Regions from separate parts of the Homo sapiens genome. Here region 1 is linked to region 2. Evidence: chromatin loops called from intact Hi-C (ENCODE). Cell type or tissue: HepG2. All regions are shown on one strand. Each heading gives the region's core, and the rest is flanking DNA. Links, peaks and the distances in the headings are about the cores only.

What was found. Peaks named below come from ENCODE experiments on the same cell type or tissue, not always from the same donor. Only the 100,000 strongest peaks of a DNase experiment are listed, where the experiment ranks them.
Region 1: it touches region 2 in a loop (6-fold over the local background); 5 of 110 quality-filtered maps call a loop at or near these places.

Annotation. Positions count from the first base shown.
Region 1 is chr6:143,585,873-143,598,733 of GRCh38, reverse strand. It overlaps a transcript of PHACTR2 not described here. Among named protein-coding and RNA genes, the nearest start is that of PHACTR2-AS1, 23 kb to the right of the region's middle. In HepG2, for the core only: a CTCF peak has its summit at 6,236 (motif pointing left); no DNase peak of the experiment used is centred there.
Region 2 is chr6:144,008,350-144,021,210 of GRCh38, reverse strand. It overlaps a transcript of PLAGL1 not described here. Among named protein-coding and RNA genes, the nearest start is that of PLAGL1, 6.5 kb to the right of the region's middle. RefSeq lists a silencer at 12,716-12,765. In HepG2, for the core only: a CTCF peak has its summit at 7,614 (motif pointing right); a DNase peak (open chromatin) is centred at 7,610.

The DNA of each region.
Region 1 (12,861 bases), core at 1,745-9,744, 420 kb after region 2:
GAAGGACAAAGCCAGGAAAGGCACTGGATAACAGTCAAGGTTAACCAGGTTCTAACATATCCACAGGGACATAGGCCAGGAAGGGGAAGCCATGTGGTTGTTCTTAGAGAAGTGCTTTGCCATCAGATGACTGCGATCCCTCCCTGGCCCACACTTCTGCTTTTACTTTCCTTTCCTATTATCTTTTCATCAGTATTAGTTTCCTGTTGCTACTGTAACAAATTACCACCAATTTAGTGGCTTAAAACAGCCAAAATTTACTCTGATGGTTCTGGGTCAGAAATCCAAAATTAGTCTTATCTTGTAGGGCTCAAATCAAGGTGTTCTGAAGGGCTGCATTCCTCTGGAGGCTCTGGCTTGGTCTCTTCCACCTCCTAGGCTCAGTTGCATTCTTTGGTTACAGCCTCATTGCTCCAAAATTTGTCTTCATTGTCACATTGCCTTCTCCTCTTTTAACCTTCTTGTCCCTCTTATAAGGAATCCTGTGATTACACTGAGCCCAGCCAAATAATGTAGGATCATTTCGCCCAGGATCATTAAGTCAACATCCTTAACGTCTTCACATCTGCAAAGTCCCTTTTGCCATGTAAAGTAACATATTCACAGGTTTAAGGGGTTAAGATATGGTTCTTTTTTGGGGGCGCGGGGGGCATTCTTCGACCTACTATATCATCACTGTCTTAACAAACTACATGCATCAAGTCACCTTAACTAAAGTTGCCTCTCCCCAGGAACAGGCTCAGAAACAGCCAAAGCCCCCACCGCTACTTCCGTAGGTGCACCTGAAGTCTTGCGTGCTGAGTAACAGGTAGAAAATATGGCAGGTGGTAGGAGGAGCATCAGGAAGGGCACCAGCAATGGGCTTTGAGCAGGTAATGAAAGAGAATTTCTCAGGATAAAATGGTAGCGAAATTATAAAAAAGAATGTCAATATAATGGACCTGGAGGATTTCCAATAATCTAGCTCTATATGGCATTCCAAAGCCTGGGTCCAGCATGTTCAGTGGCTTAAAGGAAGAAGTGTTTAGGTCAATGCTGAATAAAGACTTTAAAAACCTCTATGCTAGAACACAAATGGAACCATGTATTGTTTGAAGGGGGAATCAGATCTCCTTAATCCTTTTATCACTGGCTCCCATCAGGAAAAACAGACAGCAGAAGAGGAATCCAAGAGTCCAGGACAAATTACAACTGAACTCTGCAAAGATGACATATGTAATACACCTTATTCCAAACATGTTTGCTCACATTTGGCATGTGGGTTGTAGAGAGTAGGGATTTCACTTTATTTTTAGGATGGTCTGTGGGTAGAGGATGATATTCACCTTGAATAAAAGAAATCACATTTAATGAAAATGCATGAGGTCTTTACTACTCACCTGGAAGCCAGTATTATGTTTCCGTACAACTGCTCAAGGCAAAAAAGCAAAACCACTGAGATACCCTAGACCACCTCAATATTCCTTCAAGGGAGGGACAGCAAGCAGCTCACGAATGGTATGTCTTTCATTTCTTGGAGGCTAGGTTGAGCAACTATCTTCCTGGAAGTCATTCCTGTCCCTCCCTACAATGGGTTTTCCCAAGAGAATGTGTTCTTCCACAGTGTGGAGCGTGAGAACACAGAGGGGAAAATACATGCCAAGTGTAGAAAGATCCAGAGTATAGAGCAGAAGAATGTGACCTTGATGTGCATACTGGGAGCAGAAACGCAGGAGGGAAGGAGGCAGGAGGGCTGTGCTGGCAGCAATAGGGCTGTTGCAAGACACAGGCAGAAGGCAGATGGGGCTGCTGGCCAGCAAGTAAGTTCACAGGACTTTCAGCAAGGGCTGCAGAGCCCTAGCAACAGCCCCAGAGTTGGACGCCATGATTCTTTTTATTTTTATTTTTATTTTTTTTGAGATGAGGTCTCACTCTGTCACTCAAGCTGGAATGCTGTGGCACGATCACAGTTCACTGCAACCTCAAACTCCTGGGCTTAAGCGATCCTCCTGCCTTAGCCTCCCAAGTAGCTGGGACTACTGTCACATACCACCACAGCCAGCTAACTTTTTTATTTTTAGTAAAATGGGGTCTCACTATGTTGCCCAGGCTGATCTCAAACTACTAGGCTCATGTGATCCTCCCACCTTGGCATCCCATAATGCTGGGATTACAGGCATGAGCCACAGTGCCCGGCCTGATGGCTGTGATTCTTACACAGAGTTTTGGTGTTTTCAAAAACATTCACTTGTCGAAAACCTATTATATTATCCACTCAAAAACACTGGCTGTTAAGCATTTATTACTGATATTCTGCTAACAATCTGGGGATACAAATATAAGTAAGAGTGTCTCTCTCTTAATGCAGTTCAGGTAAATGTGAGCCTCAATAACAAGATCACCACCAAGAAATAAACCTTCTGAGAAAGGACGACCCGCTTAGTTAGCCGCTCCCAACTTGGAAAACAGAACATACGCTAAAAAGACACCAAATGAAGACCTAGAGGAATAAAGGGACTCACAGATCTGGCTTGCTGGGGACAACAAAAGTATTTTTCATGGCCAGTTTTGCAGGCCTGAGGATCAAGATTCAATTAACATGTGGATAGTGCTATAAAATATCTGTAATTCATTTGAGATAGTTAAATTACTTAATAAGCATAATGATTAGTAAATTATCTAAATTTATAGAATCTCCGCCAACTGAATCATTCTCAAGTGTTCTTTTATTCTTTAAAGTACTATTTTAAGAGTCTCCAGTAGATAGTGCTTATACGAGAAATAGTTTGAACCATAGAAAAACTAAAAAGGAACAAACTTTTCCCTAAGTGACGCTACCTATAACCCACCCAACTCAGTAGACAGGAAGGGAGAAGGAAAAGGTTAAAGGATTAATGTTTAAATAGCACCATCAGCATGTAATGATTCACCAGTGTGTTTATCTTTGGAAAGCTAAATTAAGTAGAACATTCTGGTAACATTCTTTATTTTTATTCTAACAGCACTTTTTTCTCTCTTTAAAAACAACAACAAAACCACCTCTAGTCCTCTTCACGAAAGAGGGCTGGGTACTGGAACTAATGTAGGACTCTGTTCCCTTGAAATTTGGATACAATTTTAAATTTGTCATCTAAAATGTGGCTATTGAAATAAAATACATGGCATGGAACTTCAAGTGAGCATCAGTTTCTCAAGACACACCTTATAGCTTGCTCTGTGAAAGTCTGAATTAAAAATATGTTAGCTCATCAGTCATTTGAGTCTGGAAACATTTAAATAATTAAGCTCCAAATGCAGTCAGCACCATAGAATTCTCATGACCCAGGCCTTGCCTGCTGTGCTTCAACAGGATTGAAAAACTCCCCCGGAGCCAAGTAAATGTGGCCCAAATCCCTGCATTTTGGTCGAATGCTGGAAATAAAGTTACCTTTACTGTTAAAAAGCTAGAAAATCAGAAACCTGTCATGTACACTTCTCCCTTTACCTAATTAGCCTTTAGTGTGTCATTTGACATACTTAACTTAGTTCATATATATTTTAGTGCCCATCCTCTAATTGAACTTTTTAATAAGCAACATCATTCCTCGTCCATCTATATTTTGCATCAAATGCGTCACACCTTATGAAGGTGTCTAAATTTGTTCTTACTATGAGAATCTAAAATTGTCTTGCTTCTAAAACCTGGTTTGAAGATCTAACAGAAAAAGACTGATTTTAGGAAGCTGTATGTTATTCATAAAATCATTATGTAACAGTCTTCATTTCAGAGCTTCCTTCAGCTGATGTGTTTATACAAAGGAGCTCTGCTAAAACAAGCTGATTAGAATAAGAGGGCGCCTATGATGTCAAACATCCCCACAGACCTGACTCACCCCACCTGACAGCAACGGCAGCCAGCAATTCTGACCTGGTTAATGAGAGCAAAACAGGGCCAAGCACTTGGTAGCAGCTCCAGCCCAGTCTCTGTAGCTCAGGCTGTTGGTTCCAGATCCATGGACGGCAAACTCTAGAGGAAGCCCATGTGCGGCTGGCTAGGTATAGGCCAAGGCCAGCACTGAGGCAGAAGCCTGGGCTTGCTCCCTGGACCATAATCAAATCAGGGGCATTCCTTACTTCACTTCCCCTCCAGTAGCAGCAATACCCAGTTTTCATTCAGTAGAGAAGGAGTGGGGCTGAATCTCCACCAATCATCGTGGATTGTTTCCATATTCCACCAGGATACTTACATTGGTTCTCAACACAAATAATTAGCCTTTAATGGTTTTTCAGGTGAACAGCTCTCAAACACACTATTTTCTTGAACAAATTCATTCCACTGACACTCACTGAGTGCTGGCATAAGCCAGGCATTGGGCAGAGCAGTAGGGACTCAACAGTCAACAAGACCCTGCTCTGAGACATCATAGTGTGGTGGGGGGATAATACACATGCAATGTCAATGGTTTTCATTCATAGTACAGGTCGACTGTCCCTTATTCAAAATGTTTGGGACCAGACATAATGAGATCTTTTGGGGATGGGACCCAAGTCTAAACAGAAAATTCATTTATGTTTCATATACACCTTATACATGTAGCCTGATGGTAATTTTATTCAACATCTTTTAATAGTTTTGTGCAGGAAACAAAGTTTGTATATATTGAACCATCAGAAAACAATGGTATCACTATTTCATATTGGTTCTCAAAAAGTTTCAGATTTTGGAGCATTTCACATTTCAGATTTTCAGATTAGGGATGCTCGATCTGCAACATGGATAAAAACAGACAACTGGAATATTCTTTTAAAAAACTAGGGCTAGTTTACAGCCTTACATCCACAGTAGGGACAGCAGAGAAAAAGTATGCATTAGAATATTGTCAAATACAAGAGCATGGAGAAATGGTTGCTATTATCATAGAACTTGAATGTCACGTTTGTGTTTTTGAAGTGAGATAACATAGAGGAAGGTGTCCAGTACAGGGCCTAACACATTCACTATTTCCCTATAAGCTCCTCGTGGGCATTCAATATTTAAATGAATCAATACTTTAATCAGATAATGTAGGAATCATCTTATAAACATTTCAGTGATCTACATTTACAGATCTTCTACCTCTGAATATAAACAAAATTATGAAGAACTTCTATAGGACTTCTATAGATAAAATTAGGTTTTACTTAAATTGCTTAACCAAAGTTTCTATCATTTGGCTTTTGAATGAATTAATACCCATTCAAGATATGAAAAGAATATGTATCTTTAACCCCAAAATAAACTTGCTGTGCTGTTACTGCTGAACTAAGAGTCTCTTCTGTAACTATTTGAAGCAGAAATGAAGATATGCCAATAATCTCCAATAAACATCCTTCCAGTTTCAACTGAGATACCTTTTTTCTAGAAAGTATTCTCTGGCCTACCGAGACCAGTTAGACACCCCCTGTGTTTCCTCCTTGAGATCCTGACCTTCCATCACCCTAACACTTACCCACTTACCATATGGCATAGCAACTGTCTGGCCACTGCTCTGCAGCCCCCACAGGACTTCCTATGAGGACAGGGCCATAATTTGCTTTGAATTCCCAGCATCTAATACACAACCACACAACCTGATGCCTAGTGGATGTTCAATAAATACCTGTTCAATGAGTTTAGATGTGAAATGGAATTTTTCCTCTCAAATAGATAATCTCATGGGGGTTCCTTTTTTTTTTTTTTTTTTTTTTTTGAGGCAGGGTCTTGCTCTGTCACCCAGGCCGGAGTGCAGGTGCAGTGGCATGATCTCAGCTTACAATAGTATCGACTTCCCAGGCTCAAGCGATCCTCCCACCTCACCCTCACAAGTAGCTGGGATGTGTGTCACCATGTCCGGCTATTTTTTTTTATTTTTTGTAGAGACAGGGTTTCGCCATTTTGCAGCCTGGGTCTCAAACTCCTAGGCTCAAGTAATCTGCTCGCCTTGGCCTCCCAAAGTGCTGGGATTACAGGCTTGAGCCACCGTGCCCAGCCCAAGGTTGGGATTCTTAACAATAGCTAATTTGTGTAATGTAGACAATGAATATGGAATGAACTGGGGATGGAACCCAAGTCTAAGTAGGAAATTCATTTATGCTTCATATACGCATGGCTTTATCGATGAGATGGACAGACAGAGGGAAGGACATTACTAGGTTAATGGAAAGAGCATAAACAAACGACCGGAAAGAGGATGAGTGACCAAATCAAGGGAATGGCCCCTATAGAGTATTAGTCGATGTGAATAGCGCCCCCTGGAGTACAAGTCCTAGTGTGACTGGGACATCTTGGAATTAGGATTTCCATCCAAGGCTTTGGATGGAAAAATCTCAGTTAATTGGGGTTCCCTACCTCTTCTTAGGCTTACCTTTTCCTGAAATTGGGTAAAGCTCTAGAAAACTTACTAAACAATAGTAAACATGCAGGGGATCTGGATGGAGAGGATGGTTCATCTTACCATTGGTGTTATCCAAGCCTGCCCATTACATTTGTAGGGACTGGGGCAAGTACACAAATGGAAGCCCCCATCCCATATGCCTAAATATTTAAAAGCTGTAAATCAAGCTAACGAACTATTAGTTACCATATGTTCTATCCTCCAGCCTTAACCAATACACCTTCATAATGATCTGGAACATGGTGGCACTGAGAGAGTTGGCTCCTGGCCTGAAGCACCCACTCCTCAGAGCACCACCAGGTCTGTCCCATTGTGTCAGAGTCTGCATGCACCTCTCATATCCACAAATGCACTTCTGTCAACACAACCCACAAACAGCCATGCCCAGGCTAACCCTCGGGTCTAGGAAGACCAGAAGTACAATCTGCCTTCAATCTCCTAAAAATAGATCTAGGGAAGTGGCCCAGGAAAACCTGGAAGTGGACAAATTCCCTGTTTGAGCCAGGAATTCTAGGGCCCAAAGTAACCAAAACATGGCATAGGAAAGGATGTCTGGGTTCCAGGTGGCTCCACATTCCCTACCCTGGGAGAGATGGATAATTGGAGGAGGCCAAGGTGGCGCCCAGAGCAGGGAGGCCCCTTATGCCCACATGTCAGTGCAGCATTGGGATCGTCATCTATCGCCACTGGAATTCTCTGAGATGTCCTCAATTCCATTTGGCCTTCACAGCCCTAGGCAAGAGGTTCATGGAGGTCACTGTTGTGTCATGCCTCCTTCCTGAACTCACAGCAGCCTCAGGTCTGCGGCCTCTCTGGGCTGTGTTCATGCTGCTCTTGGAAACACATAACCCCTGGCTGGGAAAGGACCACCTTAGTCCCTCCTGGTCTCATATGCTCTTTCTCTGCTCCTGTAACAAGCTGTGGAACAGGGAACTTGATGACACTCTCCTTGGCCACCTACCTGGAACACCTAGAAAAAAACAGGAAGTTTCTCTTTCTTTCTCAACATGCTTGATGCAGGGTCATTCCAGAGTGTCCTAAATGTACCCTGGAATGGCCCACCTCCATGCTTATCTCTAAAGAATTCTTCCCACCTTTTATCTTATGCCTGGCCTACACTTTTGAAATTCAAAAGTCAGGAGCTGACTTCATTGTTCTCTGCCTTCAGCTCTGTCACGTATTCCCAAGCAAATGAACGTGGAATGTCTTGGCTGATGGGGCAAAAGGAAGCATCACAAGGCACAAAGAATTACAGAAAAAAAACCTGTTAATATTTCAAAATATTGTCTCAAATACTTACATAAAATTATCATAAGAAATGCTGTATTTTTATACAAGTACAATTCTACTTGGCCGACTGTTGGTAGGATATACACGTCGAGTTTTCATGGTAGTGGGTATGGATTTGTTCTGCTTCATTTTTGGTCTCGGCCAGTCCATCTAGTGACACGCAGCATGTGCTGGCAAGATTGTCATTGGGATAGGGAATGGGCTGAGGCCACACAACAGGGCAAAATTAACCATCCACAGGAAGGTATCATAATAGACCCTTCAAGGGAAGGGTCTAGAGGCCTGAACTTCCTTAGCACAGAAATTCAGCTATTAAGACATAAGGCTTTTTCTTTCTTAGATCTTCAGATATAACATCTAAGACAGCGTGTTCCTGTACATAGAGAGATAGAAAGAAAGCCATTGAACTCCTGGAGTGATATTTAAACCTAAAAATTGCACTGAATGGTGTTCATTTGGTGTTTTCTTCCTTTCTCTTTTTCAATAGCACCCACTTGTGATTGCAAATGCCTAATTACTGTTCAATCTAGGATGCTGTAATTAGCTTTCTAACACTGATCTTACATTAAGTCATGTAAACAGCATGGAGGAGGTGAAATGCTATGTTCCTCTTGATGAGTGTCTTAAAATAACAGACTTAAGCAACCACAGGCTGACAGACATTTTCTGCAAAAGCACATTTGAAGTCACAGACTGGCATTCTCCTCTGAACAATTCCAGAAGCTCATTAGGCCTTGCATGAAACACTGTGATGTTTTTATGAATGTGGGTCCTCCATCTTCATGGTGGTGAGTTCCTAAAAGTCATCTGCAGCACATGAAAAGTTTTACTGACTGGAAGACCAAATACGGGGAAAATACCAAACTAAAAATCCATTTTATAAAAAGACAGATTTTAATGAACATAAGGCTACCTAAAATTCCACTCTTATGTAAATCAAATTTATTTTTAAGTAAGTAAAATTTTCTTTTATCACTAAGAACCAGTAAACTAACGAATTTTAAACTCTGCTACCATGAGTTTTAATTGCTGAGCACAGAGTTTTCGTGACTATAATATTCTGTAATAAATTCAACCTGGGCATGATCATTATATTTTTAGACACATTGCTGGGTTAGGTTACGTTTTGTTTAGGAATTTGCCATCTACTTTGATAATTGAGACTAGTCTGCCATTTTCCCTTCTCCTATTATCCTTGCCTGGTTCTAGAATGAGCTGGGATGTGTATCGTCATCTTCTATAATATGAAATAGTTTGCATAAGATTAGTGCAATGGACTGAATTGTGTCCCCTCCCCTAAATTTATATGTTGAAGCCCTGGCTTCCAGGACCTTGAAATGTGACTGTATTTGGAGATAGGGCCTTTAAAAGAGATGATGGTATTAAAATGAAGCTGTTAGAGTGAGCCCCACTTCAATCTGGCTGGTGTTTGTATAAGAAGAGGAAATTTGGACACAGAGACACCGGAAGTGAACACACAGAGAAAAGACCACCTGAGGATACAAGACGGCAGTTGTATCAGTCTGTTCTCGCATTGCAAGAACTACCTGAGACTGAGTAATTAATAAAGAAAAAAGGTTTCCTTGGCTCATGGTTCCACAGGCTGTACAGGAAGCATGACTGGGGAGGCCTCAGGAAACTTGGAATCATGGCAAAAGGCAAAGAGGAAGCAGGCACGTCTTACATGGCTGGAGCAGGAGGAAGAGAGCAAAGGGTGAGGTGCCCCACACTTTTAAACAACCAGATATCGTGAGAAGTCATTCACTATCATGACAACAGCAAGGGGGAAATCCACCCCCATGATCCAATCACCTCCCACCAGACCCCTCCTCCAACACTGGAGATTACAACTGGACATGAGATTTGGGTGGGACACAAATCGAAACCATGTCAGCAGCCATCTGCAAGCCAAGGAGAGATACCTAGGAAGAGACCATACCTGCTAACACCTTGATCTTGGACTTCCAGCCTCCAGAGCTGTGAGAAAATAAATTTCTGTTATTTAAGCCACCCAATCTGTGGCATTTTGTTGTGGCAGCTCTAGCAAACTCATACGATGAGAGTGATTTGTTCCTTGAAGGTTGAATTGAACTCATAAAATCTTCAGAGTCTTATGAAGCATTTTGATCATTGATTCAAATTAGCTAATAGTTATAGGTCTTTTTAATTTTTTATTTTGTCATAAGCCAGTTTCAGTAAGCTACATTTTTTAGGAACATATACATTTCATCTGTTTTCAAATTCATAGATATCAAATTGTTTATAATATCTTCTTGCTACCTTTTAATTTCTGCAACTTCTACAGGCTTGTTCCTTTTTATTTCTAATACTGTTTTTTGTGCTTTCTTCTCTCTCATGGATATTCCCAGGTGTGTCATTTTCATCAGTCTTTTCATAGAACTGACTTTTAGTTTCGTTGATCCTCATATATTTGTTTTCTATTTCATGAACTCTTACATTTATCTTTATTACATTCTTCCTGCTTTCTTTGGGTAGATTCTGAGAAAGCCTTACTCTGAGGACTGACATTTGGGACATCTGGTTTTCAAACTCTGCTCTGCAAGACCCTAGTGACACTCTGGTGGTGTCTCAGAGGTTACTCTGGAGAGCCACTCATACCTTTGAGAATGTTCAGATCTTTTCATCAAAGCGGCTCTACTTTGATCAGTTGGGCTTCCGTAAAATTTGGGGAAAAAAGGGTTCCATTTTCTAAAAATGAAATGTTCTCAAAAATTTGAAGATTATTGAATGACCAGGCCAATGAGGTTTGTTTCTCCAACATCATAATGTTTAGTACTTGTAGACACTTATATTTCTATTGACAACATACTGGAGTTACTAAGTACCACCTTATAGCTAGGGAAAATCTTTCCATATTTGTCAATGCCAGAACCCTTTTAAATTGGGATCCTGTAATTCTATCTACTTGTATAAGATCAATGATCTTAAGTATAAAAAGGCTTTAGAAGATCTTTCACTGCCAGTAATATTTAGAATTTGTGCTGAGCATTAGACTAGTATTTTATTTTATTTTATTTTATTTTATTTTATTTTATTTTAGAGACAGAGTTTCACTCTTGTTGCCAGGCTGGAGGGCAATGGCACGATCTCAGCTCACTGCAACCACTGCTTCCCGAACTCAAGCAATTCTTTTGCCTCAGCCTCCTGAGTAGCTGGGATTACAGGCATGTGCCATCACGCCTGGCTAATTTTGTATTTTTAGTAGAGACGGGGTTTCTCCATGTTGGTCAGGCTGGTCTCTAACTCCTGACCACAGGTGATCCGCCCGCCTCAGCCTCCCAAAGTGCTGGGATTACAGGTATGAGCCACTGCGCCCGGCCAATATTTTACTTTCAATAACCCTTCAGGTAGAGTTCCCATGGGATGGATGAAAAAGTAGTGAGTCTCAATTTCAAAATAGAAAACTCTTACCTTTAAATATCTCATTCATTTTTTGAATATGACCACAAAAAACTATCTCACCTTTTTTCTCAACAAACTCTGGACTTAATCATTCCACTTGCCCCAAGAATACTCACTGGCAGTGCTTGCGGCTGCAGTGTTTGCTCCAAGATAACTTTGCCACCAAATATCTTGCTTTTATTATTATTATTGTATCGCTCTAGTATGTTGACTTTGGAAATAAAAGACATTATTCTATTTACAACATTCTGTTTTTAGTAGTGGTATTTTCATTTACAAAATATAGTAATTCTTGATCGCTGAAAATGTCAAATCCTAGAAAACGTAGCATTCCTATGTCTATGCCTGATGTTAACATCGTTCTTGAACAGTTGTTGGCCGAAGATTCATTTGATGAATCTAATTTTTCCGAAATAGATTATTCTGATGATTCAGATGATTCTGATGTTAGTTCTGTTTAGAAATAAATCCAAGAAGTTTTTATGTTCTATTTTCACACTGAAAATCAGGAAACTTGCTTCAGCCTCAAAGAGCGTGTTTATGTAAAATTAAATGAACACTGGTAGTGAGCTGTACCTTTTTTTTCTAAACAGGAAAAGGGTTAATCTAATCTTATATGAGGAGCTAACAGGCTTTCGACACAATTAATCCATTATAGTTCACTGCCACAAACCATTTCATGTTACTGAGAGGTAAGTTAGAAACAACATCAGATTGTCTTTATTAATATAAAACTTTGGACAACATAATGAGGTAGGAGGCGGGACTCGACTTCAAAGGCTGGGGCTCGAACACTGGACCAGATTGAGGACTAGTTAAAATAGGGCAGGGCAGAAGCAGTTTTCAATTAGACACTCCCACCAGGGTGCCATGTCAGTTTACCAGTACCATGGCAACACCTGGGAGTTACCGCCCCTTTTCATGGCAGTGACCCAATGACCCTGGAGTTCTTATCTCTTCCCTAGAAATTTCTGCATAAACCGCCTTTTAATCTTCATGCAATTAAAACTGGGTATAAATATGACTGCAAAACTGCCCTGGGCTGCCACTTTGCCTACTGGGTAGCCTGCTCTGCAGCAGCAGTCACGGAGCTGAAACACTGCCTCTTCAATAACGCTGTTCTCTTCTGCCTTGGGGTTGCCTTTAAGTTCTTTCCTGGGCAAAGCCAAGAACCCTTGTGGGCTAAGCTCCACTTTGGGACTTGCCTGCTCTGCATCAATAATTTATCTCATATCAGCCTTTGATTCCATGGACAAAAATAATTTGTGGATTTATCTATATGATTTCACATAGATACTCTGTAAATGTTACTTGAATGTTGGTATCATCTTTCATTGCCAAAAAGTAAAGTGTGATGGTTTCGTAGAAAAATAAGATAAACAGTCAAATGCTGTACAGCAGGACTATTAGTTACAACCCTCTCTCTCCTTCTCTCTCTCTTTTTCTACACTTGCAGCCAAGTAATTTGATTTAACATTTAGAATAATTATCATGTCTTTCCACGATGGCAAATAGATGATCGTCTGTCTTCATGCAGTTGATGTGGACCAGGAGTGGTAATTAGCTGAACTTCCTAGCTAATTACCACCAGAAAAAAAATAACAATAACAAAAATCTCAATTGCTAAGATAAAAACTTCTCTTCCATTTAATATGATGCATAAGGCCAGGGTCTCATCCAAGCACATGATAATGTGTTTCCAAAGTTTATGGATTGTTTCAAAGAAGAAAAATAATGTGTCCCTGCCATGAAGTGCTAGCGGCCCCAGCTTAAAATC
Region 2 (12,861 bases), core at 3,351-11,350:
TAATATGTTATGAACTTGCTCAAACCGCATAGGTTTGACCTCTTACCCGTTTAGTTCTGTTTCTGTGCTCTACATTATGCCCAGTTGTCATGTCTCAATGATTTTGTGGGAGGAGCATAGTACAGGCTATGGAATCATAAAGAGAGTTTTAACTTTATTATTTACTGGCTGGAAGATTTTTGGCACATTCCCTAACCTCCCTAAACACTGTGTCCTCATGTGTACCATGTATGTCTTAACCAGCTCATATATACATATATTTGTTATATATATGTATTTTATATCTATAGTTTTATATTAAATATATTTATATTATAAATTATATAAATTATACTATATATTTTATATTATAGTAATTATATTTTATATATATTATATTATATATAATATAATATATAAATATATATAGTTATATGTTTGTTTTATATATATAGATATATAAAACAAATATATAGAGTGGGTGGTGGCCGGGTGCAGTGGCTCATACCTGTAATCCCAGCACCTCAGGAGGCTTAGGCAGGAGGATCACTTGAACTCAGGAGTTTGAATTCAGCCTGGGCAACATAGTAAGTCCTTGTCTCTAAAATAAATAAATGAATAAAATTAACATTAAAAACAAACAAAGGGCCGGGCGTGGTGGCTCATGCCTGTAATCCCAGCACTTTGGAAGGCCGAGGTGGGTGGATACAAGGTCAGGAGTTCGAGACCAGCCTGGCCAACATGGTGAAACTCCAACCCTACTAAAGATACAAAAAATTAACTGGGTGTGGTGACCCGCACCTGTAATCCCAGCTTCTCGGGAGGCTGAGGCAGGAGACTTGCTTGAACCTGAGAGGCGGAGGTTGCAGTGAGCCGAGATTGCACCATTGCACTCCAGCCTGGGTAACAGGGCGAGCGACTCCGTCTAAACAAACAAACAAACAAACAAACAAACAAGGAAGTGTCCATAGAGTAGGTGGCTAAAACAACATGAATTTATTTCCCACAGTCTGGGAGCTGGGAAGTGCAAGATTAGGGTGCTGTCAGATTCAGTGTGTGGTGAGGGCTCTCTTTCTAGTTCGTGGACAGCGGTCTTCTTGCTTCCTCACAGAGTGGAGAGAGGGAGAGAAGGAGGAAGTGAGCTCTCTGGTGTAAGGGTACTAATCCCATCATGAGGGCTCTATCTTCATGACCTAATTACCTCCCAAAGACCCCATCTTCAAATACAATCACATTGGGGATTATGATTTCAATATACTAATTTGCAGGGGGACACAAATATTCAGCTGGATTTCTGGTCAATATTAGGCATACCTTGGTTGGGAGCTATGCATTTCTACATTTGTGGGAGTTGTTCCAGCAGTTCCTACCAGCTTGAATAAAGGAACATCATAATCAGATGGCTGAATCTGAGCTGGAGGGTTTTCCTTTTTTTTTTTTTAAGTAACTTTTTTGTGGTTTTGAAATTTTTCAAAACAAAAAGCTGGAAGAACAGTACAATGTGCTCCCCTACCCCCCCACTTAGATTCAGTAATATAGAATGCCTACTTATTTTGCTGAACCGATTGAGGTTAAACTAGATTTATGATTGTTTAACTACATCAGCATTTGTCTCCTAGGAACAATGACATTCTCCTACATAACCACAGGACTATTATTACACTCAGGAAATTTAACATTAGTACAATATTATTATTCAATGTTGAGCCCATGTTCAAGTTTATCCAATTGTTCAATGTCTTTATAGCATTTTTTTTTCCTCAAGAGAGTCTCCCTCTCTCACCCAGGCTGGAGTGCAGTGGCGCCATATCGGCTCATTGCAACCTCCGCCTCCCAGGTTTGAGCAACTATCCTGCCTCAGCCTCCTGGGTAGCTGGGATTACAGGCGCCCACCACCATGCCTGGCCAATTTTTGTATTTTTAGTAGAGACGGTGTTTCACCATGTTGGCCAGGCTGATCTTGAACTCCTGACCTCGTGATCCACCCACTTGGCCTCCCAAAGTGCTGGGATTACAGGCATGAGCCACAGTGCCTGGCCTTTATAGCATTTTTTAAAAATCCAGGGATCACTTTAGAATGAAGTATTGCATTCAGTTTAGTGGTTGTAATCTCATTTAATCTGGAATCTCAGCGTTTGTCTTTATAACATTGATGTTTTTGCAACATAGTCTAGTTTGTTGTTGTTGTTGTTGTTTTAAATATAGGGTCTTTCTCTGTACCCCAGGCTGGAGTATAGTGGTGCGGTCATAACTCAGTGCAGCCTTGATCTCCTGGGCTCAAGTGATCCTCCCACCTTAGCTTCCCAAGTTGCTGGCATTACAGGCATGAGCCACTATGCCTCGCTCTTTATTAATGTCCCTCGACTTTGGTTCATCTAATTATTCCATCATTAAGATTTAATTTGTGCGTCTTTGGCAGGAATACTACATATGTGATGTGTCTTGATCAGTATATCACATTAGGAGGTACATGTCAATTTGTGGCATTACTGGTGATATTAACTTTTTTTAAAGTTCTTGCAGAGAGAATTTAGATGTTAGAGTGAACATCACTTTTAAAAAAATTATTTTTCTTTAAATTGATGAATAAAAATGATATATTTTATGGTGTCTAACATGTTTTTATATTTGTATGCCTTGCCAAATGGCTAGATCAAGCTAATTAACAAATCCCTGATGTCACATACTTATTTTTTGTGGTAAGAATACTTACTAAAATCTGCAATTTTCAAGTATACAATAAATTATATTAACGATAGTCACCATAGTGTACACTGGAAATCTTGAACTTATTCCTCCTTACTGAAACTTTGTGTCCTTTGACCAATACCCGCTACCCCATCCTCTCACCCCCGCCAGCCCCTGGTAACCAGCATTCTACTCTCTGTCTACTTCTATGAGTTTCACTTTTTTATACTCTACAGGTAAGAAAGATCATGCTGTGTTTGTCTTTGTGTCTGACTTATTTCACTTAACATAATGTCCTCCAGGCTCATGCATGTTGTTGTAAATGATAGGATTTCTTTCTTTAACTTTTTTGAGACTATATAGACTATATAAATATCCTATTCCTCTTCAATGTTCCCCGAAGTAGTTTTAGCATCCATTGATAATTCATGTATTCATTATTACTCTGATGGCTACAAAATGTAACTTTTTAAAATTATTCCTTCTGTGCTCATTCATTAGTGGGGCTGGAGCTTTGGAGTTTGGTTTGGTGCAAGGACAGGATGTCAAGATCTGGACAGTGGTGAGAAAATGATTACAATCTTGAACCTTGTGGTGTAGGCTGGCTAGGGAAGGAGTGGAAACAAGGAGGGAATCCAGTGAAGGAGACTGGAGAGTCTTACTGCAGTCAGAGTAAACATCCTGTGAGTGAGAGAGTGAGAAACCAGGAAGAGCAGGAAGTTATGATCAGAGGTGGGAATTTTGGAGTTGAAGATTTCCAGGGGAGAGCAGATCCTGGTTGTTGAAGTCTACGGGTTTGCCATGGATTCAGGGAACTGTTTAAATGGAGAGGAGGTTTTCCATTAGGAGGAAGTGAAGGAATTCTAAGACTAGGCTATTGAATAAATCACCCACATGGTTGTCTAATTGGCCCAGGATGATGGGGCAACTAGCAGAGGCATTTAACCACCCAGGTGCCAAAGTCCTCCCTTGAGCAGGCTCGATAATGAGTACATGGAAAAACTTTATCACGTAAAGTAGGACATTTTAGTAGAGGTGCCAGACTTCACCTTGTGAGTCTTCTATGTTGACTAAATGTCAGTCAGTTGAAGATAGAAATGGACATTAGTCAGTTTTGCTTGGGGAAAACTTCAAAGATGTTATCATGGGAGCCCTTGTTGGGGAAGTGATACCTAGATGGAGAAGTCATTGCAAATAGTGGCAAGAGGAGGGAAGGGGGCAGGAATCCTCTGAGCCAAGATTACAGTTTCAAAAAAAGGAGAAGAGACTTGAAGTTTGAGGATGGCCAGCAATAAGACCAGCAAGAGGTAGTTTGGCCAGAAGCGATGCGCTTTAAAAAAAAACTACATATGTATACAGGTTTTTAAGGGTTATTTATATTGTGATTAGAGAAAATTAAATCTAAGCATTTGTTGAATATCTGTTGAGTTGAACACACTAAAAGATTTTTTCGAGTTTTTATGGTGCACAATCTGTTTGAAGGACTGTAAATGCCATAATGAGGCTGTTCTCTGTGGCTGCTTACTATTATAAAAGAACACTGGATTAGGAGTCCAAGAGAAGGCTCTAGGTCAGGTTTCACCTCTGCCACTGACACCCTCACAGGTTAGAAAACAGACTGATAATGCACAAGAGAGTGCTAATGAAAAAGCTCACAACAAAAAAAACAGCAGAAGGTCAATTCTAATTCAAATTGCTGGTAATAGAGATAAAACCAATCTCATGTGATTTCTCCTCATCCTATCCAAATAAGAAAGGAAATAATTTAATGACACTTACTGAAGTATGATTTGCATGTAATCAAGTGGATGTATTTTAGGTGTATCATTCAGTGCAGTATGACAAATACATAGCCCCAATGCAATCTTCTTACTAACCAAGAGGTAGAACATTTCTATCACCTTGTAAAATTCTCCAACACCTCCCCTCCTTCCACTGTAGAAAACTATTGATCTGCTTTAGAAAGACTATAATTTTGTGTTTCTAAAATTTCCTATGAATGGGACCATGTGTCGTTTACATATTATGATGGTTAATACTGACTGTCACCTTGATTGGATTGAAAGATACAAAGTATTGATCCTAGGTGTGTCTGTGAGAGTGTTACCAAAAGAGATTAATATTTGAGTCAGTGGTCTGGGGAAGGCAGATCCACCCTTAATCTGGTGGGCATAATCTAGTCAGGTGCCAGCGAATGTAAGGCAGGCAGAAAAATGTGAAAAGGAGAGACTGGCCTAGCCTCCCAGCCTACATCTTTCTCCCATGCTGGATGCTTCCTGCCCTCTAACATCAGACTCCAAGTTCTTCAGTTTTGGGACTCGGACTGGCTCTCCTTTCTCCTCAGCTTGCAGACAGCCTATTGTGGGACCTTGTGATCATGTAAGTTAATACTTAATAAACTCATATGTATATGTGTGTGTATATATATATATACACATATGTATATCTCTTATTAGTTCTGTCCCTCTAGAGAACCCTGACTAATACAATATGATTTCTTTGACTCCGCACAGTGTTGTTGTTGTTTTGATTCATCTGTGTTGACAGTATCAGCAGTTTGCCCATTTTATTACTGATATTTGAGTTGTTTTCAGTTTGGAGAGAATATGAATATTTGCATTTAAGTCTTTCCACAGACATGTTATCATTTCTCTTGGATAAAATACCTAAGACTGAGATTGCTGGGTCATATAATAAGAGTATGTTTAACTTTATAAGAAACTTTCAAACTGTTTTCCAAAGTGGCTGTATCATTTTATATTTCTTCTAGCAATGTGCGAGAGTTCCAGTTTTTCCACATTGTCACCAACCCTTGGTATTTTCAGTCTTTTCAACTTTAGCCTTTCCAGTGGGTATGTAGCGGTATTTCACTGTAGTTTTGATTTGCATTAATCATTGGGGAAATGATGTTTAATGTCATTCTTGGACTTCTTGGCCCTTCACATGTCTTATTTAGTGAAGTGTATTGTTTATTGTATTATTGGGTTCTTCAAATATTTTAGTGCAAGTCCTATGTCAGATATATGCATTGTGAAGACTTTTTCCCATGTGGCTTAGATTTTTTTCCTTAATGGTCTCTTTTAAAGATCAGGTTTTATTTTAGTAAAATCCAATTGCCAGTTTATTCTTTTAGGGTCATTGCTTCTTGTGTCCTGTCCAGCCAGTCTCTGCCTATCCCTAGGTTTTCTTCTAAAACAGTGTTGTCAAACAGAAATATCATGTAAGCTAGATAGGTAATTTAAAATGTTCCAGTAGCCACGTTTTAAAAATAGTTTAAGTTACTTTGAATTATATGCAATATATCTAAAATATTATTTCAACATGTAATCAATATAAAAATTAATAGGATATTTTACATTTTTAAAAAATCCCAAGTCTTTGAAAGCCAGAGTATATTTTACACTTGTAGCACATTTCAGTTTGAACTAGCTACGTCATAGCCATACATGGCTTATGGGTACTGTATTGAACAAGGTGATTCCAGAAGTTTTATAGTTCCTGCTTTTTATTTAGGTCTGAGATTTCACTTGATTCGTTTTTTGTGAATGGCGTGAAATGCATGTAGAAGTTTATTTTTTTCTCTATATAGATAACCAGTTCCCACACCATTTATCTCTTTCCAATGGAATTATGTTATACCTCTGTCAAAATACCAATAGATCTAGGCTGGGGACAGTGGCTCACACCTGTAATCTCAGCACCTTGGGAGGCCGAGGTGCTCAGATCACTTGAGTCTAGGAGTTTGAGACCAGCCTGGGCAACGTGGCAAAACCCTGTCTCTACTAAAAATACAAAAATTAGCTGGGTGCCGTGGCATCTCTCTGTAGTCCGAGCTATTCTGGAGGCTGAGGCAGTAGAATCACTTGAAACTGGGAGGTGGAGGCTGCAGTGAGCCGAGATCATGTCACGGTACTCCAGCCTGGGCGACAGAGCCAGACTGTGTCTCCAAACAAACAAACAAACAAAACCCAATAGATCTTATGTGTGGGTCTATTTCTGGACTCAATACACTATTGTTTTTTCTTATGTCAGTACCCTGCTGTCTTTTGTCAGTACCCTACTGTCGGTACCCTTATGTCAGTACCCGACTGTCTTTTTTTTATTTTTATTTTTTTGAGACAGAGTCTTGCTCTGTCGCCTAGGCTGGAGTGCAGTGGTGCAATCTTGGCTCACTGCAACCTCCACCTTAAGGTTAAAGCAATTCTCCTGCCTTAGCCTCCTGAGTAGCTGGGATTACAGGTGTGCACCACTATGCCTGGCAAATTTTGCATTTTTAGTATTGATGGGGTTTTGCCATGTTGGCCAAGCTGGTCTTGAACTCCTGACCTCAAATGATCTGCCCGCCTCGGCCTCCCAAATTGCTGGGATACAGGTGTGAGCCACCATGCCCAGCCATTACCCTATTGTCTTGATTAGTCTAGCCTTATAGTAGGCGTAAAAATCAGATAGCATAAGCCTTCCAACTTTGTTTTTCTTTTTAAGATTATTTTTTCTCTTCTAGGTTCTTTTCATTTCCATATAAAGTTTAGAATCAGCTTGTCAATTTCTATAGCAAAGCTGACATGGATTTTGCCCATGTCAACTTTGACATGAGGACTGACTGATGACCCTCGAAAATATTTGTGTCCTAATCTCTGGAATCTCAGAATGTAACCTGAGTTGAATAAAAGGGTCTTTGCAGATGTGACTTAAGTTACGGATCTTGAAATGAGGAGACCACCTTCAGTTATTTCAGTGAGTCCTAAGTACAGTGACATCTACCCCTATAAGAGAGATACACACAGGAGAAAGCACATGGCACGCACAGAGAAGGCGTTGTGAAGATGGAGGCAGAGATTGGCATGCTGTGGCCGCAAGCCAAGGAAGCCGAGGAAGCCAGGGAATGGCAGTGGTCACCAAAAGCTGGAAGTTGTGAGGAAGGAATCTCCACTAGAGCCACTAGATGGCGCCTGCGGCCTTTGCTGATATCTTGATTTCAGACTTCTGGCCTTTCGGACTCAGAAAATAAATTTCATGTTTTATGCCACCAGTTTGTGGTAATTTGTTATGGCAGCTATAGGATAAAATATAGCCACTATCTGGCTAAGGAAGTTCCATTCCATTCCTAGTTGTCATTTTTTTCAGGATGGGGTGTAGTTGTCAAATGCTCTTTTTGCATCAATTGAAAATAACATTTTCCCCCTCCATTATTTTGTTAATGTGGGCATAATCTGTATGATTGTCTGCCCATGTGGTATTAATTTTAGCCCCATCATAGCTGTTACCCCTGGTAACACCTGTTCCTGAAAGTGTTGGGTCCTGACACATTGTATCAACCTATAGATGTGTCAGCATGAATTTTCTTGTTCTGCATTTGCTGAAGAAATGTTAAGAAGTCATTCAATAGTCTGCAGAATAAAATGGAATCTCCAAATACTTAGAGAAAAAGTGTGATTATGGAATTTGTCCTGAGGGGTTCTGTCTACTACAGTGACCACGCTGGCAACCCTTGGGTCCAGTTTGACCTGGAGAAATACTTCATGTGGCCTCTGCAGTGTTTCCAAAATTAGAAGATTTTATATTAAAATGTTAGATAGCATACTTCCCTTGAAAATTATGCAGATGTGGCAACCCTGCCCTGAGTTCAAACATGGCAGCCATTGGCCTGAGCTGAGCATCTGCCCCTTACACAAAGAATGTCCTTTTCACTTTACCACAGTCCCATTGTTCCTCACTGTTTTAAACTTTGTAGAGATTTGAGTTTGCAACCCCTGCTCCAGAAGCTTTGCTAGGGCATGCTGTAATGCCAAAGCATGCGTCATTGAGGGAAAGCTCAGGAGAAAAAGAGTGTGTCACAGCTACCAGGTCAACATAGTCATGTTCAAAGAGACCACTGTGGAAATAACCTAAAGATAAAAAAGGATTTCATATAGTTCATTACCAGTGAGAAAGAAAGACTGCTTGACTGACTTCTGGATAAAGATGGCACAAGGAAGCACTAAAAAAATCAAAATTAAAATACTAAATCATCCAGGCATGGTGGCTCACGTCTGTAATCCCAGCACTTTGGGAGACTGAGACAGGCGGATCACCTGAGGTCAGGAGTTTGAGACCAGCCTGGCTAACATGGCGAACTTCCCCCCAACCCAGCACCCCCATACCAGCCTCTACTAAAAATACAAAAATTAGCCGGTTGTGATGGTGCACGCCTATAATCCCAGCTACTCAGGAGGCTGAGACAGGAGAATTGCTTGAACCCGGGAGGCAGGTTGCGGTGAGCCAAGATCATGCCACTGTACTCCAGCTTGGGTGACAGAGCGAGACTCTGTCTCAAAAACAAAACAAAACACTAAATCACCCAAAGGAAAGAAAGCAACAAAAAACTTACATGCTGCAACCAAAGAAGAAAAAAGTACAACCTTATAATGTAAAATTTGAGAATTGATAGCAAAAACAAAGAGAACAGAAGATTCTATGGAGGCGTGCTTTGTCTCCAGATGAACCTATGTCTGCCCAGCCCTCCACCCACCGCTGCAAGACATGTTGAGGAAAAAGATGATCAGACCAAATCCTAAGAATTCTCACAAACGTCCCCCAATGTGGAAAGGCAGGGCACACCTGTGAGATGTTGAGGAACCTTTGCATACCACTGTTGGATCTTGCCAGAGGCAGGAAAGTTTCCCACTTTCTGGGATACTGTGCTGAACTGAGCAAATGAACTGAAACTCTGAGGCATGGGATGTTCCCTTGGCTAGCTTGAAGTCCAGCTGCCAGAGGACTTAAAGGAATCTCAGATGTGAAGGTTGAGTTCCTCCAGCAAGCTTTATACTCTGTCTGAGCTGAATTCCACACATCCCCTTTTCCCCCACCTCTCCTTGTCCGAAAAACCTTGGATCACAGAACAAGTAGATAGAAACAACATTCAGCCCTGAAAAAGCAGCGTATTCAGATATATAATATACATGGGACATTAGAAAAGAACATAATCTATAAATTGGAAGATCATACTGTATGCTGGGGGGAAAAATTGATCTAGAATAACTGACACAGAGGCATAGCCCAGATAAGAATACTAAAGGGTATATTAATGTTAAAGAATTCTTCAGGTATCCAAGCAGAAAAATCAAGCCACCTCCAAGGGGAAAATTACATGGGATTAAGATCTTTCCACAGAAATCTTTGAAGCATTTCTCTAATGACCAGTAATGATGAGCTTTTTTCATATGTTTGTTGGCCACATAAATGTCTTCTTTTGAGAAGTGTCTGTTCATATCCTTTGCCCACTTTTTGATGGAGTTGTTTTTTTCTTATAAATTTGTTTAAGTGCTTTGTAGATTCTGGATATTAGCCCTTTGTCAGATGGATAATTGCAAAAATTTTCTCCCATTCTGTAGGTTGCCTGTTCAGTCTGATGATAGTTTCTTTTGGTGTGCAGAAGCTCTTTAGTTTAATTAGATCCCAATTGTCAATTTTGGCTTTTGTTGCCATTGCTTTTGGTGTTTTAGTTATGAACTCTGCCCATGCCTATGTCCTGAATGGTATTGCCTAGGTTTTCTTCTAGGCTTTTTATGGTTTTAGGTCTGATGTTTTAAGTCTTTAGTCCATCTTGAGTTAATTTTTGTATAAGGTGTAACGAAGCGGTCCAGTTTCAGTTTTCTGCATATGGCTAACCAGTTTTTCCCAACACCATTTATTAACTAGGGAATCTTTTACCTATTGCTTGTTTTTGTCAGGTTTGTCACAGATCAGATGGTTGTAGATGTGTGGTGTTATTTCTGAGGACTCTGTTCTGTTCCATTGGTCCATATATCTGTTTTGGTACCAGTACCATGCAGTTTTGGTTACTGTAGCCTTGTAGTGTAGTTTGAAGTCAGGTAGTGTAATGCCTCCAGCTTTGTTCTTTTTGCTTAGGATTGTCTTGGCTATACGGGCTCTTTTTTGGTTCCATATGAAATTTAAAGTAGTTTCTTCTAATTCTGTGAAGAAAGTCAATGGTAGCTTGATGGGGATAGCATTGAATCTATAAATTACTTTGGGCAGTATGGCAATTTTCATGATAATTGATTCTTCCAATCCATGAGCATGGAATGTTTTTCCATTTGTTTGTGTCCTCTCTGATTTCCTTAAGCAGTGGTTTGTAGTTCTCCTTGAAGAGGTCCTTCACATCTCTTGTAAGTTGTATTCCTAGGTATTTTATTCTCTTTGTCGCCATTGTGAATCAGAGTTCACTCATGTGTTGGCTCTCTTATTTGTCTACTATTGGGGTATAGGAATGCTTGTGATTTTTGCACATTGATTTTGTATCCTGAGACTTTGCTGAAGTTGCTTATCAGGTAACATCTCATGCCAGTTAGAATGATAATCATTAAAAAGTCAGGAAACAACAGATGCTGGAGAGGATGTGGAGAAATAGGAACGCTTTTACGCTGTTGGTGGGAGTGTAAATTGGTTCAACCATCGTGGAAGACAGTGTGGCAATTCCTCAAGGATCTAGAACCAGAAATACCATTTGACCCAGCAATCTCATTACTGGGTATATACCCAAAGAATTATAAATCATTCTACTGTAAAGACACATGCACACGTATGTTTATTGAAGCACTATTCACAATAGCAAAGACTTGGAATCAACCCAAATGGCCATTGGTGATAGACTGGATTAAGAAAATGTGGCACATATACACCATGGAATACTATGCAGCCATAAAAAAGGATGAGTTCATGTCCTTTGTAGGGACATGGATGAAGCTGGAAACCATCATTCTCAGCAAACTAACACAGGAACAGAAAACTAAACACCGCATGTTCTCATTCATAAGTGGGAGTTGAACAATGAGAACACATGGACTCAGGGAGGGGAACATCACACACTGGGGCCTGTTGGGGAGTGGGGGGCTAGTGGGGTAGGGATAGCATTAGGAGAAATGCCTAATGTAGATGACGGGTTGATGAGTGCAGCAAACCACCATGGCATGTGTATACCTATGTAACAAACCTGCCCGTTCTGCACATGTATCCCAAAACTTAAAGTATAATAAAAAAATAAATAAAGCAATTGCCATCTTGTTCTGTTAGGTTTTGAAGGAAGGTGTGAATTGAAAATATTTACCCAACTCACTTTTTATTTATGTATAGAGAAAAACACCAGATCTTCTCAAACATGGCAGCACTCTATAAACCCTCCTTAGGAATATGACTTGAAAATGAAGGAAGTCCATCAAGAACTAAATAAAAATAAAAATTCAGGGATAGATAAGTTACAGTGAATATCAAATTCATTTAAAGATAGAATTAAGACAACATCTGGAAAAATAAAGTTGCAGAGCAATTGCAAATGTTCTCATTGCTAGGAAGCCGAAAGTAACAGAACTAATGGAAATTGAGAGGCAGGGTTACCCCCTAAAGGTAGGTGGAGGTGTATGATGCTAATTAACCTCATCTTTCAGAGCTATGAGACTTTCTAAACCCGAACATGTAGTGAGCTCCTTACACCTCTCTTAATCTTTTTACGTAATGCTTATAGGCCTTTTAAAAAGCACGTCTTTTAGGGAAGAAAGCAATAGAGATTCCCTTCAGTTTATTTTTCTTAAATTCCAGTAACATGAAAAATTTGAAATTATATGAAGCAGACGTAGTGTGATACCGTAATTAGAAAATTACTTCTGTCTACCCTTTCTGCGTCTTCGTTTCTTCAGCTGTGAGACGGGTATTTCTCCCAGTGTTGCTGTGAGGATTACACGTATTTACCTGCAAAGTGCTTAGGACAGTGCCTGGCTCACGGTCAGTGCTCACGTTTGGGCAGCTGCACTTGGGCGCTGCTGGCACAGGAGGTAAGTTAGTTTGGCCTATTGCAGCGTCCCAGCATCTGTCGCGTTTCTCATGTGTGATTGGGCTCTGGCGGCCCATCCTGGCGGAGACTTCGGCTAGCAGGCCCCGCTGCAGACCCCAGGCCGGCTCGGGTCTACCTGCGCCAGCGCTGTACCTGGGCGACCTTGGCTTTGCCCCCACCGGTGACCCGGCCCGCAGGACGTGTGGGTGCCGCTCAGCTCCCCCCGCCTCGGCCGCCGACCCCCAGCTCCCCGGCGGGGCCTCCTCCTGCCACGTGACGCCCCCGCCAGGGGCCCCAGCGCCCTCCTCGCGGCCGCGCCGTTCCGGCTCCCGAGCCCCGCCTGCGCGCGGCCTCCTCGGCGCAGCCATCCTCTTGGCTGCCGCGGG